Regions from separate parts of the Homo sapiens genome. Here region 1 is linked to region 2. Evidence: chromatin contacts called from ENCODE Hi-C data. All regions are on one chromosome and are shown on one strand. Each heading gives the region's core, a stretch centred on a gene start or an enhancer-like site at or near the end of the contact. The rest is flanking DNA. Distances are from core to core; before and after follow the strand shown.

Region 1 (5,946 bases), core at 1,404-3,903, 600 kb after region 2:
ATGCGAGAAAATATTTGCAAACCATGTGTTTAATAAGGGATTAATAATCCAAAATATATAATAAACTCCTAAAACTCAGTGTTTAACATCCCTAAGGAATGAAAAAGCTACAAGATATCACCTCACACCTAAGACGGCCATTATAAAAAACAAATAACGAATATCAGGATATAGAGAAATTGAAACCCTTGTGTGTTTTTGGGAATGTAAAATTGTGTAGCTTCTATGAAAAATGGTGGGGTCTTTCCTCAAAAAAGACTAGGACTAACATATGATCCAGCCATCCCACTCCAGGTATTCAAATAATTCAGAACAAGGCCTCAGATAGATACTTGCACTCCCATGCTTACTGCAGCACTATTCACAATGACCAAGAGGTGGAAACAACTTACATGTTTGTAAGTGGATGAATGGATTGAGAATATGTGAAATAGAAACACATAATAGAATATTATTTAGTCTTAAGGAAATTCTGTCCCACGCTATATGGATGAATCTTGTGGGTTTTACGCTATGTGACATAAGTGAGCCACAAAAGGCCAAATATTGCATGATTCCACTTAGATGAGGTTTCTAGAACAGTCAAACTTATAGAAGCAGAAAGTAGAGTGATGGTTTCCAGGAGTGGGGAGAATGGGGAATTGCTGTTCAATGGATACAGAGTTGCAGTCATCCAAAATGAATAAGTTCAAGAGAACTGCCCTACAACAATGTGCATATAGTAAACCACACCGTTCTGTCTGTACACTGAGATTTGCTAAAAGGCTAGATTTTATGTTAAGTATTTTCTACTACTTTCTTTTTTAAAAAGAATATAGTATCCAATGGAACTGCCATCATCTGTTGCTCCTCCCACCTATCTGTACCAAATTCCTGTGAAAGGTAGAAAATAAACAAATGAACCATGTTAAATTTTGGACCTGAAGATAGATATGTTAAATGCGAACTGATTTATTGAAGCCCCTGGTTTAGGAAAACCTGTGAGTTTTTCAGTGATTCATGATATTAGTGTTCATAATGTGGATGATTACTTTTTTCAAGCAGTTTTAGATTTACAGCAATATTGAGAAGAAGGTACAAAGACATCCCATATACCCACTGCCCTCCCCTGCTGGCCTCCTCCATTATCAACACCCCCCACCCGTGTGGTACATTTGTTACAATCAATGAACATACATTGACATATCGCTATCATCACTCAAAGTTCACAGTTTATATTAGGGCTCACTCTTGCTGTTGTACATTCTATGGGTTTGAATAAATGTATAATGTCATGTGTTCACCATTAAAGTATCATACAGAGTATTTTCACTGCCTTAAAAATCCTCTGTGCTCTGCCTATTCCTTCCTCCCTATCCCCAAACCCCAGCTACCTCTGAGCTTTTGTACTGTCTCCATAGTTTTGCCTTTTTAAAACAAATTATCTTTGCTTTTGAAAAGACATAGAATAATAATTACAACATTATATATAGATGTGTATCTATGCAATATAGGGTTTCCCTGGTGTAAGGCAGTAAGAAGGGGTGAGTAAAAGTATAGAGGGAGCTAGGTCTGAAATTAGAAATAGGTGTCCTTCCCTTTTACATGGATGGAGGAGGGTGATTGGTTTTGGAACAGGAAGTTCAGGGAAGCTTCACCAGAACTTGCCTTAGCCCTTAGCATCCCTAGCCAGGTGTGTTCACTAACCCTTGTTCTGAGGAATAGCACTGTGGCAGAACAGATGTTGGCACTGGGCCCTGGTAGGTAGGGTTCTTGTCCCTCTTTTACTGGCTGGTGAAGGCACGTGGGAATAGTTCTCAAATATGGTTTTCCTGTCTGTAAAATTAGGAAACTGATTTATCAGACCTAGATTGATTGCCTGGACTTTTCATCACAGTCTCAATCTCAAATCTGAGGTTCCCTTCTCTGACTGTACATCGATTTTGGCTTTGTATATGTGGCCACTGAACTTCTCAGGTCTGTCCCAGACTGAATCTTTGATCTTTTTTCACTTCTGCAAAATGCAGGAAGCCCTTTCTTTGTTGTGGTCCCTGTGATGCAAGCTTGGTCAAAAGAAGAAAAGAGCAGAGCTGTGATAAGCTGATTTTAGCAGCAGCGCTCCATTTAGCACCAGGCTGTGTATCCCCCATGAACAGCACAGCCCACTGGGTGCTGGTGGCAGGAATGGCTTTTTGCAGAGACCAAGTGGGTCCAAATGAGAAGGGATTTTCCCATCTTGAACTCCTCTCTTCTGCTGAATTTTCACTGGGGTATAATTTGTTAGTATCTGGCATCGATCCCCCTGCAGGTCATCATACCCATTCCTTTCAGAATGTGGCTGGTAGTCATGGGCAGGGAGAGAGGGACCTTGTATGGAGTTTTGCAGACAGGGCTTCTGATCCCATATACTACAAAATCATTAAAAAACCACCTATCATGCACATGCTGTAAGGTAGGCATTGTGAAAAATGTTTTTCCGTACATTCACTCCCTTATTTTGGTCACTAAACTGCATGTTCATTATCTTTTCAACCACAGGCTTTTGTCCAACATTATAATATTGAGACCTATGGCATACCCTATACTCTTTGTTTCCATCTTCCAGATCCCGAGTCCAGCTACCAGCTCACTACACCTCTGCTGTCCTGCTGTACTTGTATCTTTAAGACACCTGTGAGACCTTTTCTGTGCTTTCAGTTTTATGTGATGGCTTGGCATGCAAACACAAGTATCTCTAGGAAGGCATTCAGGCCTTGAGAACCCTTTGGGGTGTAGTAACAGGAACTTCCTCTTGTGAATCATGCCTTTCATGTAAGAGCAGTCCTGTTAGGAGCACATTATTGACCTCTGCACCTATTCATCAGCCAGAAAGTGTTTATTTACTGAGTATATCCTGAGGTACTGAGATCATTGTCATTGCAGTGTTATTTTGGATTAAATATACATTTGTATTTTTGAAAATTTTGGCATAGTCTACTTTCCCTTGAAAAGAATAACATCAGTAATAACTGGCTGATTTAGGAATCTGTTGACTAGCTTGTCATATAATAGCTTATTTTTCCCCCTTTGAAACTGAAATAGTTGGATTTCTGTAACCTGTGGTATTTTTCTTGGGAATCATATATGTAAAGACTAAATTAGAGGTGAAACTAAGTTTAGTTTGTACATTAGATTTAATTAGTATGAAATTAATTTTAATGTTCTTTTTTTTTGAGACAGAGTCTCACTCTATTGCCTCAATTACTCCAAATTAATTTTCATCGGAACTTCAATAAACATTTTTTTTTTTTGAGACAGTCTCACTCTGTCTCCCGGGCTGGAGTGCATTGGCATGATCTCAGCTCACTGCAACCTCTGCCTCCCGGGTTTAAGCGATTCTCCTGCCTCAGCCTCCCGAGTAGCTGTGATTACAGGTGTGTGCCACTAAGCCTGGATAATTTTTGTATTTTTAGTAGAGAGGGGTTTTTGCCATGTTGGCCAGGCTGGTCTCGAACTCCTGATCTCAAGTGATCTCCCCATCTCGACCTCCCAAAGTGCTGAGATTATAGGTGTGAGCCACCATGCCTGGCACTGATAGTCTTTTGAGAGAAATGTATTTGTTCATTAAATGTAGTTCAAACAATTCTGTTTCCTCTCAAAAACATTGAATAATTTGGGGAGAAAAACTAACAGATATGTAACTATTAGAGAAGTATCAAGTGTGTTGTATGTGAATTTAAATATCATAGAGAAGGAAAGGTCAGTATAGGTTGAATGAATCTCTTTAAATTATAAACAGCCTATTCCTGCCTCTGGTTGGTTTTATACAAAATGTATTAGTTGAATTTCCCTATACTCAGACCATAGTACTGATAGCTCACCAATCTTTGATTTATAAGAATGGTAGAGGTTGTTCCTGGATTCTGCAGATACAAAACATGCCTGTACCTAATCACATTTGGTTGATAAATTCATTTAAAAAAACCAGAAATGTGAGTTATGGAATAAAAATTACCAGGAGAAATACCAAGAATAAAAAAATCTCTTATTCTTAGGAACAAACAGATAAATAGTTCCACATGCATTTTATTATTCTGTTTTCATTTGCATTCTTCATGACAGTGAGTTCTCCCCCAAAGAACCACTTAAACATCTTGAAATTTGTTATGTTTCCCATCAGTTTCTTAACTGCAAAGCTTCATCACCTCAAGTTATACTGTCCACTTCCTGTGGGAAACGTGGGCAGTAGGAGGACAATTCGAACTCAGAATTAGCTAAATTTTGCATTAGGAAAAATGGAAATCCATTTAAGATGTTTTTACTTGAACTTCATTCTGTTATTAAGCCTTACTCTGAGCCACTTTATTATACAACAATCATGCAGCTCACTACAGCTCAAAGGTTAGAAGCATGATGGAGTCCTGAAAAGGCCTCAGATATGTTATTCTGGGTGTAAATTTATGTTACACTAATTGTGAATGCAATGCTTATGTGCTTATTTGATATCTTAAACTAGCATCTTAAAGGCTTATTATATGGAGCCTTATAATTTTATACAGAACCTAGGTCAGTGATTCTCAAACCTGGACACAGGATAAACTTTTGATTCCTGGGTCCCAATCTGTAAAGATTCTGAGTCAGTGAAGCTGGATGGAGCCTGGGCATCTGCATTTTTAACAAATACTTCAGATTCTTGTAATACAATTGATCCATACTCCTTGAGAAATATTGGCTTAGATTCATGAAAATTTCAAGAGTTGAAATGATTCATTGTAATTTTTTTTTTCTTTTGAGATGGAGTCTTGCCTTATTACCTAGGCTGGGGTGCAGTGGCATGATCTCGGCTCACCGCAAACTTCACCTCCCGGGTACAAGGGATTCTCCTGCGTCAGCCTCCCAAGTAGCTGGGATTATAAGTGTGTGCCACCATGCCCAGCTAGTTTTTGTATTTTTAGAAGAGATGGGGTTTCGCCATGTCAGCCAGGCTAGTCTCCTGACCTCAAGTGATCCGCCTGCCTCGGCCTCCCAAAGTGCTGGGATTACAGGCTTGAGACAGCACAGCTGGCTGACTCATTGTAATTTATGTAAAAACAAATGATGACTTACTGGGGCTAATTGAGCCTGTATTTTTGTGATACATAAAAGATCAAGTTTAGTTCAAGTGCTTTTTACTTTTCAGCTTTGAGGTATAGTTAACAAAATAAGAATTAAGGTATACAATATGATGTTTTGATGTGTACACAGTATGAAATGATTATAAAAATCAAACTAATCAACATTTCTACAGCTTCTTATAGTTACCTTGTGTGTGTGATGAGAACATTTGAGATCTACTCACTTAGCAAATTTCAAGTATACAATACAGTATCATATAAATATAGTTACCGTGCTGTACCTTAGATCTTCAAAACGTATCCATCCAATATAGGTTAAAAAAAGAGTTATGAAAGTTTTTTTTAAAATGTGGACTATATTAATTTTCAGAGCCCTTTCACTTGGAAAACTAACTACTGTTACACTATTTACTTATAACTTTTTTTTGTATTCAAGTACTCCTTCTGAACTAAAAAGTAGATGCTATACATTTGAGCTTTGCCTATTACAAATTCACATACATTGTTTTTCCTTCTTTGTGAGGTTATTTTGTCAATTAAATGATTTCTTAGTGCCGTATGAGTTATAATAGGGTGGGTAGGTTATGCTTCAGTAACAGACGTCAAATTTTTTTTTTTAAGAACCAATCCTCCATGTCTTTTCATGGTTTCATAGCTCATTTCTTTAGTGCTGAATACTATTTCATTACATGGATGTTCTGCAGTTGATCCATCTACCTATTGAAGAAAATCTTGATTGCTTCAGCAATTATGATTAAAGCTGTTATAAACACTTGCATGCTTGTTTTTGTGTAGAAGTGCATTTTCAACTCCTTTGGGTATATACCAAGGAGCACAATTCCTGGATTATACGGTAAGAGTAAAATCTCTTATT
Region 2 (5,899 bases), core at 1,771-4,270:
AACAAACTTAAAAGTCCCATGCCAAAAACTTCTAAGAATCATTTCCAAGTAAATACAGAGAGAATAGGGAAGTGCCCTAAACATATTTTTGGAATTCAGTTCTTTTCTGATCAACTCTAGCTTGTCGGAATAAAAGAACGTAAAAAAGTATAAGAAGAATACATTTCTTTATAAGAATAATACAATACCTTTGAATACAATTCTTCTTATACTTACTCTATAATTGTACTTACTCTACAGTTTTCTGCAAACGTACTTACTCTACAATTTTCATCATCTAAAATCAACCAGCAAACAGTACCTGCTTACTGTGGGTGCTTTTCAACGTTACCTGTTAAAAAAAAACGTTGAGGTCTAATTTACATTTACTTCTTTTAATAAATATAAAGCTAAGGATCATTGGAATGAATGCATTTTTGAACAATTTTTCAACATAATTGTTGGAAAAATCACATTAAGTGTATAGTTTATTCTAACTTCTATTCATTTTCCAGCCTACTGATGACAAAAAGGCTTGAATCTGAAACTTTTCTTTCTACACTCTGAGAAGTATTTTACCTTTACGGAGCAGACTTTGGGCTCAGTAGAAACAAAGGATTCATTCAATGTAGAATTATTATCATCATTTTACGGGTTAGAAAAGGAAGTAAAGTGATGACCACATAGCCACTCAGCAGCATGCTCAAGTCCAAACCCTGGAACCTTGTCCATAGCCCCTAGTCTCACCATCCATGTTGCCTCCGTGTGTGGGATAAAAGACAATGCAAAAGTTAAAACACTCGCACACACAGGACCCAATTAAATATAATTTTAACGCCAATCTGAGAAAAATGACTTATTAGCTGTGTGATTTTGAGCAATGCTCTTAACCTCCCCCATGAAGGATGGTGTGAGAACGAACAGAATTGTAGCACGTGTATCAGTCTGGTACACAATGTCCTATGAAGGTTAGCTTTATTATCACCATCATTATTATTGCAGAAAGACTTTCAGTTCAGAATAAGACAGCACAGTTACAGAGACCTGGTTTTATTTTCCAGCTTCTTAACTGAGTCATCTTTCAGCTCCTTTTAATTAAAAAGAAAAAACAATCAGAGATCTAATTGGGTATCAGGAAGATACACAATATGACTAACAGGCACTAATATTACTACACTTATAGTCTCTGGAAGGCTGGACATACTTATCCAAGAACTGCCTAAATTTTTACAATGACACACCATGCTAAATCTTCCATATTAGAAATTCCATATTTCTCTCCATACTAGAAATAATCGTTCCATATTAGAAATAAGAACGTAGATTTGGTAACAAGGGAAACTATTCAAATTTGCCAGTGCTATTATTTGTGTGCCTTCAGATGGGTGGGGAAAAAATGTGTCAGCAAGCAATGCAGCCTTTCTTTAGTTTTTTACTTATCCTCTAAAGATCATGCAAAAAAAAAAAAAAACCAACAAACGTTTACTCTTGGATGTTTAACCTTGGCTCCGACAGAATGTTCCTTGTATCAAAAAACAAGAACTCAGCCAACAATGTTTTTGTTGTTAAACGGTTGCATGAAGACTATGTCCAGTCAAATCTAACCCCTCACCCCGCTCCAAGGCTATGACCCTCAATTTTCATCAAAGTTCCTACCATCTCCCACTTTGTAAAGGCCCTAAAGAAGTTAATGAAGAAGGCAAAGTTCCTGTCCTCTGCTGTCACTCAGTAATGAGCAGTTTCATGTGGCAGTGCAGAAACTGGGGTTTGAGAAACAGAGGTGTCCTGACACTCTGGACCGGTAATCACGAAAACCCCAGCACTGCCATAAAGATGCTGTCTTAACTCGGCTCCAAACAAAGTTCTGTCGGCGGCCGGCAGTGTTTCAGTGGGCAGCAATGTGGTGATACCTTCACAGGATACTTTATAGGCTTCAAAACACTTCCCTCCCTCCAGGCCATTAACCTTCTAAACCACACAGTGGGGTATGGCTGGAGTATTCTCCCCCTGAGGCAAGGGAACTGAAGTTCAAGAAGGTTTCTTGACTTGCCAAGATCTCCCCGCTACTTTGGCTTTAAGAAACTGGGTCTAAGAAACTCAAGCTTACGGATTCTCTGTTCTCTGCGCGCTCCCACCACATCTTCAATTCAAAGATCCTTCCAAATTCCACAGAAATAACCCAGTAAGGGCAGCTCTTGAGTATACCTTTTCCTTTGAGTCTTAATTTTCACTCAAGGCGAAATAACCCCTCCTCTGAAAGTTCTCCACGTTTTCCAAGCGGACAGCATCAAGTTCGCAGGGGATCTGTATCAGTCTCAGCAGGTGGACTTCACAAGGGGCGGGTTGGGGGAACGCCCGCCTGACCGTGTCCGGCGTGGCGGGGGGTTGGGGGCGAGAAGAGTGGGGGTTGCTATGTAGGGCGCCCGGACCAAATAACACGCCGCGATTTCACACTCCAGCCTAGCTCAGTTATGTAGCCAAATGTTTTTCTGTCACCACATATCCACGACTTTGGCTGTGTTGAGGACGAAAACAGAGAAAAGACACTGATCCCAGAACACTGCGCCTGGGAGGACGCAGGGCGCAGGCTTTGTAGTCTCTGAGAATCGCCCTGCGTAAAAGTGTCCTGAGGTCCCGCTTCTGCGCCCTTCCCGGCCCAAGCCGAACACAGGGTCAACCTCACTCTACAAAGTCAACCGGATAGAAATCCGCCACCCCGCGAGGAGCCCCTTCCTACTGTCTCCAAGGGGTCCCCGACACTGCTCTGAGCGACCCTAAGATACCTGGGTGTCTCTGCTGGGCACAAACCTCTCTGGCGCCACTTCCACCATCCAACCTCTCCCGCGGCCCTCCCTTCCCTTTCTCCAACCACCCTCTCCACCCCGCGCCGCTCCCATCTCGCCCCCGGCCCCGCCAGCCTCACCCAGCCAAACCCGAGCGGTGGAACGCTGCGCTGGGTAAACGCCGCGCGTCGGGTCCTCCCTCGCGCGGCTCCGGGCAGCGTTCCGTGGCCACCGCGCTCCCGGTAACAGCAGAAAGGGGAGGGAGGAGAGCTACCGAGGAGGGGACAGCGACGCCCCGACGCCGCCACGCCCCCCGCCTCCCACACGGGGGCCACCGTAGCTCTCTAGAAGCTCCTCAGGGAAGCAAAGCGCCGTTCCCGCCGCAGGCACCGAGACGTCGCCCAGATGGAAGAAACTCTGGAGATGCGCGCTCCTACACCGGTGCCGCGGCGCCCGGGCCCAGCACCACGCACCTATGCGCGCCTCTGCCGGTCCTCCTAGAAATCCCGCCCTGCCTACCCGCGGCGCGAGACGCAACGACGCTTTCAGGGGTCAAAGACCTGGCAGAAATGACTTCCCAACCCCAGATGCCCCCAGCAGCAGTATTTAGCAGTCATACAATTGCCTGAAATGAAGAATGAGTAATCTGGATGAGTCGGCCCTGAAATCGACCTGCAACTTACCCGGAACGTGAGCTGTCTCTCTCTGACCTCTGCTGGCTGCTTCACCTGGAGTCTGAGTCCGACTCATGTAGCACTTCACTGTCCGCGTTAGTTTAGCCTTCACTGTCAGCAACTCGTCACCTTGTCCTCTTGCAGCGAAGGTTTGGAATCCCATCACGGGTGTGCAGTGGTTAGTCCTGAGATCATGGTGGTGCTAGGAGAACCTGCCAACCAATACAGAAAGTTGTCACGAATAGAAACCTAAGCTCTGGCCGGGTGCGGTGGTTCAAGCCTGTGATCCCAGCACCTACTTTGGGAGGCCAAGTCGGATGGATCACTTGAGGTTAGGAGTTCGAGACCAGCCTGGCCAACATGGTGAAAGCCTGTCTCTACTAAAAATATAAAAATTAGCCGAGCGTGGTGGCGGGTGCCTGTTATGCCGGCTACTAGGGAGGCTGAAGCAGGAGCAACCCGGGAGGCGGAGGTTGCAGTAAGCCGAGATCGCGCCATTGCACTCCAGCCTGGGCGACAGAGCAAGACTGTCAAAAAAAAAAAAAAAAAAAAACAGAAAGGAGAAGAAGGGAAGGAGGGAGGGAGGGAGGAAGGCAGGCAGGCAGGCAGGAAGGAACCCAAGGGAGGGAGGGAGGGAAGAAGGAAGGAAGGAAGGAAGGAACCTAAGCCAAGGAAGGAAGGAAGGAAGGAAAGCAAAGAAAGGAAGGAAGGAAGGGCGAAGGAAGGAAGGAATCTAAGCCAAGGAAGGAAGGAACCTAAGCCCAGGAAGGAAGGAAAGAAGGAAGGAAGGAAGGTAGAAGGAAGGAAGGAACCAAAGCCAAGGAAGGAAGGAAGGAAAGAAAAGTAGAAAGGAAGGAAGGAAGGAAGGAACCTAAGTCCCAGAAGGAAGGGAGGGAGGGATGGAGGAAGGAAGGAAGCTAAGCTCTCTCTCGCGGTGCCCTGACTTCTCCCGGGGAAGGACCTCTGAGCTGCCTGCACTGGTAATGACACGTAGGTGAACCGGTCCTGGCTTTCTTAGAAGATTCCCTGCTGCATAAAACCAAATCCCGTTGCACTTTCCTGGGTTCCTTGGCTTTGTCCTTTGTCATTTCCAGGATGGAGCAGAGGCACTGGTAATTTGGCTTTTACTTGCCTGGTACCTCTGGCATGGAGTGGCTAAACGGTGGCACCATGTACTAGTTGCTGCCATCTTCAGATAAAATATTGAATCAATATGACAAAAGTCAGATGAATACTAGCTGCCAATTACCCTGCTTCCCTTGGGGGCAGCCTGTTTGGAGCATAGACCAGCTTTGACCTGCAAGAACTCTGGATATTTGGAATATTTAAAATTCCAAATACAGTATCCCAGGAATTCAGGTCAGCTGAAGGCCGATTGGGAAGGGCTTACCTTAAATGAATCAGAAAGAAAAAGGTGTGGGTGTGTGCTAACATTTTTTGAGTATCGGCTATGTGCCAGGTACTTTTTCTTATTATTTTAAGCAAGTCTGTGAACATCCCTGAGAATAACAAATCATTTGTTCCCATTTCGCAAGGGGGAAATCTATGACTTAGGTTCAAATAACTTGCCCAAGGTCACAGAGCTAATAGGTAGCACAGTTAGGCTTTGAAGGCAGGTGTATCTGACACCAAACCCTATGTCCAATTTCCACCATACTACCAGCAAGATGGAAGAATAATGAAATAAAGGGACCAGGCAAGAGCCAGTTTCAGGAATACTTAAAGGGAAAGAGGAGTCAGGAGGAACTTAGAGAAAGAATCTTGAAACAAGAGGAAATGTCATGCCAGGTAAATCAGTGAGTCAAAAACCAGAAACAGCTGTACTAGTTGGCAGACTGGACATAGTCCAAGGCAAGAAAATCGTTTTTGTAGGGAGATTAGGATATTTTGGACCAAGATTGTGGGCTTTAGTCATCCCCTCTGAAGCCACTCTGAAATCACCTTTCTCAAAACTGCCATAAGGCAGGCCTAGGCACTATCACGTGGACATCCTACTAACTCTGAGTATAGACCTTCTACATCTCGTCACAGACGCAGGAGGTTCACATTCTGAAAGAGCATCTCTAGGACTAAGGAGAAACATTCAAGGACAGGTTTTTCAAGTTAGGAATGCTCACTGGAAATCTGCTCTGTCCCCTCTGGGATCTGGAAGTAGAATTTCCCAAGCACTAAATGCTGAGGCGTGGACTTTCCAAGAATTTCCTGATTGGTTAATTCTGAGAATGTCACTGATCATTACAGACGGATCACCATGCAGGAAAAGGAGAGGCTGGTTTGGGTTTTTTCATGGGGAAGGTGAACTTCCAGATCACAGTGCCCTCCAAGACACAGGGCTTGAAAGTCATGAGTGTCAGGGACAACTCACTGTGTCAGCTAGCCCAGCCGGGCTCATGCCCAGCACCCATTGATCACACACAAAGCTCCATTGTGGCCAGGATAGCCTCATAAAAGACCGAAAGCCTA

What was found. A loop is a pair of places that touch in the nucleus more often than their neighbours do. Pooled maps may share reads with other maps.
Region 1: a map of B cell shows a loop between it and region 2 (7-fold over the local background). The contact joins the enhancer-like site here to the promoter of RUBCNL in region 2. A Hi-C loop is called at or near these places in 2 of 168 maps with a recorded cell type or tissue (B cell and OCI-LY7), 8 of 37 single-sample maps with no recorded cell type and 5 of 50 pooled maps.

The regions. Positions count from the first base shown.
Region 1 is chr13:46,981,343-46,987,288 of GRCh38, forward strand. No RefSeq gene overlaps it. Among named protein-coding and RNA genes, the nearest start is that of HTR2A, 87 kb to the left of the region's middle. Within about 2 kb of position 2,654, at least 5 of the 41 ENCODE cell types and tissues checked have a DNase peak (open chromatin) inside an H3K27ac peak, as active enhancers do; they include B cell and OCI-LY7, where a contact is called at or near this core.
Region 2 is chr13:46,384,232-46,390,130 of GRCh38, forward strand. It overlaps RUBCNL (rubicon like autophagy enhancer), which reads right to left and starts at 3,021. Exons shown (of 15, transcript NM_025113.5): 1 at 2,903-3,021. RefSeq lists enhancers at 2,788-2,877, 3,258-3,537, 3,568-3,667, 3,688-3,797, 5,561-5,700.